Regions from separate parts of the Homo sapiens genome. Here region 2 is linked to region 1. Evidence: chromatin contacts called from ENCODE Hi-C or POLR2A ChIA-PET data. All regions are on one chromosome and are shown on one strand. The core of a region is the stretch at or near the end of the contact, and the rest is flanking DNA. Distances in the headings are between cores, read along the strand shown. Region 1 has its middle 7.4 kb from the start of LINC02080. Region 2 overlaps MXRA7 (matrix remodeling associated 7).

The links. A loop is a pair of places that touch in the nucleus more often than their neighbours do. ChIA-PET counts read pairs that join two places held with the same protein, here RNA polymerase II (POLR2A). Pooled maps may share reads with other maps.
Region 2: a loop to region 1 is called in a pooled map, with 2.2 times the contacts of the local background. The contact joins two enhancer-like sites. A Hi-C loop is called at or near these places in 1 of 50 pooled maps. POLR2A ChIA-PET finds 5 or more read pairs at or near these places in 4 of 52 experiments (AG04450, BJ, H1 and 1 more).

What each region holds. Positions count from the first base shown.
Region 1 is chr17:76,790,310-76,793,017 of GRCh38, forward strand. It overlaps a transcript of MFSD11 not described here. Among named protein-coding and RNA genes, the nearest start is that of LINC02080, 7.4 kb to the right of the region's middle. Within about 2 kb of position 1,267, at least 12 of the 41 ENCODE cell types and tissues checked have a DNase peak (open chromatin) inside an H3K27ac peak, as active enhancers do.
Region 2 is chr17:76,695,467-76,698,166 of GRCh38, forward strand. All of the region lies in intron 1 of MXRA7 (matrix remodeling associated 7), which reads right to left. Among named protein-coding and RNA genes, the nearest start is that of MXRA7, 14 kb to the right of the region's middle. RefSeq lists enhancers at 1,687-2,240, 2,241-2,700. Within about 2 kb of position 1,410, at least 17 of the 41 ENCODE cell types and tissues checked have a DNase peak (open chromatin) inside an H3K27ac peak, as active enhancers do.

The DNA.
Region 1 (2,708 bases), core at 17-2,516:
CCACCATGCTCGGCCTCGGCCTCATATTTCTTTCTTTCTTTTTTTTTTTTGAGACACCATCTCACTCTGTTGCCCAGGCTGGAGGGCAGTGGCGTGATCACAACTTACTGCAACCTCTGCCTCCTGGGTTCAAGCAATTCTCGTGCCTCAGCCTCCCGAGTAGCTGGAATTACAGGTGCGCGCCACCATACCCACCACAGGTTTTGCCGTGTTGGCCAGGCTGGTCTTGAACTCCTGGGCTCAAGCAATCCACCTGCTTCAGCTTCCCAAAGTGCTGGGATTACAGGCGTGAGCCACCGTGCCCGGCCTAAAACTCATATTTCTTGATAAATATTGGAAACATATTCCCTAGAAATAGTCTAACTCGGCCGGGCGTGGTGGCTCACGCCTATAATCCTAGCACTTTGGGATCACGAGGTCAAGAGGTCGAAACCATCCTGGCCAAAATGGTGAAACCCCATCTCTACTAAAAATACAAAAATTAGCCGGGCGTGGTGGCACACACCTTGTAGTCCCAGCTCCTCGGGAGGCTGAGGCAGTAGAATTCCTTGAACCTAGGAGGTGGAGGTTGCAGTGAGCCAAGATCACACCACTGCACTCCAGCCTGGGCGACAGAGCCAGACTCCATCTCAAAAAAAAAAAAAAGAAATATTCTAACTTGACATTTTGTGTGTTTTGTGTGTTTTTTGGTCCTTGATCAACAATATACTAAATCTTAATACTAGGATGTATATTTGTGTGAAGGTAGAAGGTCAAACTTGACCTTCTTTTTAACTTTGTGTGCAAATAGTGTGAATGTGCCCTGGACACCTCCCTGCAGCATTGGGCTATGATTTACTGGTTTTCTGAGCTGCTATTAAATCTGGAAGTTTTGATGTTCTTATCAAGAGTAGTTCTGCCCTATTTCTGTGTGATAATTTAGAGAACAAGCAGATTGCAGCTTTAGAGAAGTCTAGTCCAGAGGAGGCTCCTTTGAGCATTTATTTTTGACTTCGTTTCAATTCACAGGTCCTCTTTCTTTTACTTCCTGAAAATGTTGTCAGATATTTCCAATTCTTCAGTCTTTTTTGTTTACATTCTAAGCCTGTTTAACTTTTTTTTTTAAATTGGTTTAGTTTTCTCAGTTTTATATCTTAGAAAGGGATCTTTTGGGATAATTGTCACTGAACCGAAAGCAATTTGATGACTCATATTGTAGACACTGTGAGAACATGTTGAGGAAAAAACAGATGTTTTCTTCTCTACTTCTTTGTGGTTGGCGCGCTGGGGAGGTAGCCTGCTGAATCCATGTGCCGTGGGGGAGCCGCACGGGGTGTCTGGGCTGGCTCTCCTCCCACAGGTGGCTGCCCCCCAAGCTGTACCCTATTCTGCAGGAAATGATTTGTTTGGCAGCCAGAGCTTGCTTTCCACTAAAGAACATTGCCTTGGCTCTGGCAAACCCTTTGACTTAGGAACCATTTTGGCCTGTCCCATTATTTTGCAGAATGAAGCGCTTTGGGTTTGCTATACAGCTGGTTTTGGTTTTTTGCTTGTTTTTTTTTTTTCTTTTTTCTTTGTGTTCCCCCCCGCCCCGAGAGATCAACTCTTTCATTTTATCCCTTTCTGGATCAGAAACCATTGAAACCAGTGAAAGAAGAATAGCCCAGTGCAGGGCACTCACGTCTATTCAACACTGAATCCTTAATATGCTAGATGAGCCCAGCACATTTCATACAGTGCCATGGTGCCCTCCACGGCCTGACCTTCCAAAGCGAATTTTCTCTGCTAGAGACATCACTAATATATATTGAGTGCTTACCTACATACCAGGCACCCTTTTTTTTTTTTGAGACAGAGTCTCACTATATTGCCCAGGCAGGAGTGCAGTGGCACTATCTTGGCTCACTGCAACCTCTGCCTCTAGGGTTCAAGCAATTCTCCTGCCTCAGCCTCTTGAGTAGCTGGGATTACAGGTCTGCATCACCACATCCAGCTAATTTTTGTATTTTTAGTAGAGAGGGGGTTTCACTATGTTGTCCAGGCTGGTCTCGAGCTCCTGACTTCAAGTGATCCACCCATCTCAGCCTCCCAAAGTGTTAGGATTACAGGCATGAGCCACTGCACCCGGTGTAGGCGTTCTTTTATTTTTCTTTTCTTTCTTTTTTTTTTTTCCGGGCTCTCTTTAAAGCATGTTACAAGTAATTATCAACTAGAAACCATTATCCCCATTTTATAGATGAGAAAACCAAGGCACAGAGAGATCAAGTAACATATCCAAGATGGCAGAGCAGGTAAGTGCAGATAAGGACCCGCCTAAATTTGTCCATGTCCTGATTGCTGGAACCTGTGAATATGTTAGTTCCATGGTAACGGGGAATTGAGGTTGCAGGTGCAATTAAGGCTGCTAATCAGCTCACCTTGAGATGGGGAGATTATCTGGAATTAGCTGAATGGGCCCAATATAATGTCAGGTCCTTAAAGTGGAAGATTATCAGGGAACCTGCCCCCAATAGTCATGTAGGTTCTTTTCTATTTTCCCTAAGCATCCGCCGGGTTGAGAAATAAAGGGACAGAGTACAAAAGAGAGAAATTTTAAAGCTGGGCATCTGGGGGAGACATCACATGTCGGTAGGTTCCTTGATGTCCCACAAGCTGCAAAACCAGCAAGTTTTTATTAGTGATTTTCAAAGGGGAGGGAGTGTATGAATAGGGTGTGGGTCAAAGAGATC
Region 2 (2,700 bases), core at 160-2,659, 95 kb before region 1:
AAGGATTTTACCTTCGTGCCTCCCTCATAGCACGCCCATCTTTCCTTCCGCTTTGGCACAATCAAATTTGCAGCTATGTTTTCAGGAGTGTGCACGGTGGGGGCCTGGAGGAAAGGGAGCTCAGCTGTGTCTGCAGGGAGCAAAGAAGGCCTCAGAGTGGATGAGAAAGCCACGCTGGGTCCGAGATGGGCTTGCCAGGCAGATGTAGAGAGAAGGGCATCTGGGCAGAGTGCACAGCCCATGTAAAGGCATGGAGGCACGGAACACCTCGGCTCTTCCAGTGGCTCTACAGACTTGGGTATGATTGCAGGGTGGGTGTGACACAGTCAGAAATAGTGTGCAGAGGCTGGGTGTTGTGGCTTATGCCTGTAATCCCAGCACTTTGGGAGGTTAAGGCAGGTGGATCATTTGAGGCCAGGAGTTCAAGACCAGCTTGGCCAACACGGTGAGACCCCCTCTCTACTAAAAAAATACAAAAATTAGCTAGGTGTGGTGGCGGGTGCCTGTAATCCCAGCTACTTGGGAGGCTGAGGGAGGAGAATCTCTTGAACCCAGGAGGCGGAGGTTGCAGTAAGCCGAGATCGCACCACTGCACTCCAGCCTGGGTGACAGAGCGTGACTCTATCTCAAAAAGAAAAAAAGAAAGAAAGAAACAGTGTGCAGAAATGCAGGGTCTGCAACCACAGAGATCATATACAGGACACTAAAGCGTTTGGTTTCATTCCTCAGGAAGTGAGAAGCCACCTGAAACTTTCAAACAGGGATAAACAAGGCTGGGCGCGGTGGCTCACACCTGTAATGCCAGTACTTTGGGAGGCCATGGTGGGAGGGCTGCTTGATGCCAGGGGTTTGAGACCAACCTGGGCAATGAAGTGAGACCCCCATCTCTATAAAAAATTAACAAATTAGCCGGGGGTGGTGGCATGTGCTTGTAGCCCCAGATACTTCGGAGGCTGAGGTGGGAGGATCGCTTGAGTCCAGGAGTTTGAGGCTGCAGTGAGCTATGATGATGTTACTGTACTCCAACTGAGTGACAGTGGGAGACCCTGCCTCTAAAAAAATAAATAAAAATAAAAAATAAACAGGTGTCAATACAAATTTTTTAAACGAAAAAAATAAACACGGACAAACAGAGTGAGAGCTGCACTTGGGAGGCTGAGGTGGGAGGATTGCAATGGGGCAAGAGAAGAGGCAGGAGGAACTATGAGAAGAGGGTACAGAGCTCAGGGGAGAGATGATAAAGGCCCAAACTGCGATGCTAAAGGCACCTGGCCTTCAGCTCAGCGTTGAATGAATCCGTGAAGGTGCGGCCAGCCAAAGGCAATCTCTCCAGGGTCTCATGGTCTGAGTCCTCCCCACCATCAGGCAGCTGTGCCATGGTGGGTGCGACCAGGATCATTTCCTGGAGGCGGCACGAACCCAACAGAGTACGCAGCTGATTCTTCCTGAGGTCTCAAAGGAAACGGAACAGAGCAGCTGCTCGAGCGCTGACTCAAACCTCACCCAAGGCCATCATCACCGCGGAGTTCCTGTCCATGCCCTTGGTCCCAGGAGTGTTCAGGCTACTCGGCTCATGGGCTGAACTGTGTTCCACGCCCCAATTCATATGCTGAAGCCTTGGCCCCAACTACCTCTCAGCCTGACTCTATTTGGAAACAGGGCCTTTAAAGAGGTGATTAAGTTAAAATGAAGCCATTAGGGTGGGCCCTAACCCAAGGACTGCTGTCCTTATAAGAGGAAACTCGGACACACACAGAGACATGAGAGTTGTGAGTGCACAGAGGAAAGACCATGTGAGGAGGCGGAGAAGGCGGCCAACTGCAAGCCAGCGAGACAGGGCTTAGGAGGACCCGAACCTGCGGACACCCTGAACTTGGCCCTCCAGTCTGCAGAACTCTGGGAAAAGAAACGTCTGTTGCTGAAGGTGCCCGGTCTGTGGTGTTTTGTTATAGCAGCCCTGGCAAATGAATACATCATGTTTCTGATGAAAGTCAATCAATTTCATGGAAACAGTGAATTGAGACAGGCAGCTGGCGTCACCCTGGCTGGTCCCCAGGGCAGGCTGGGCTGAGCCCAAGCTCCATCACTTCACTGATCAGAGTCTCAGCATTTTATGACTGAATAGAGACCACATTTTAATGTCATGTTCTGGGATAATTTTCTAATTCAGCTTTTCCCTCCAATGGAGGAGGTGGAGGCGGGAGGGGGAAGGCAAACGGGACGTGCCTCCTGACAGCCTCCCCAGTGCTAGGAGCCTAGGACCAGGGTGCCCCGGAGGCCAAGCTGAGGGGCCCGGCCAGGCTGCAGTAGCTGGGAGACACAGTGAACCAAGCTCACGCCCTGCAGGCTGCACGCTGCCATTTATGGCTGCCCTGGCTGATTCAAGCTAATTCAAGCGTGATGCAAAGTGCTGAAGTCGGGAGAGGGAGAGAGGGGAGGGGAGAGAAGAGAGGGATAGATAAGGCGGGGGGAGGGGAGAGAGAGAGAACACTAACAGAGGGAGAGAGAGTGATAGAGACAGATTTCTGCCTGCGTGTCTGCTGCCCAAGGAGATGGTTCTGCTGTGGGGCAGTGCAAAGAAGGTCTCTTGTGGCCCTGTGGCCACCAGAGCTGCCGCATGCTGTGACTGCACCAATCCCACTGGCTAATCCAGAATGACTTTAGAGGACAGCGGCTCCAGGAGGCAGGCCGTTCCTAACT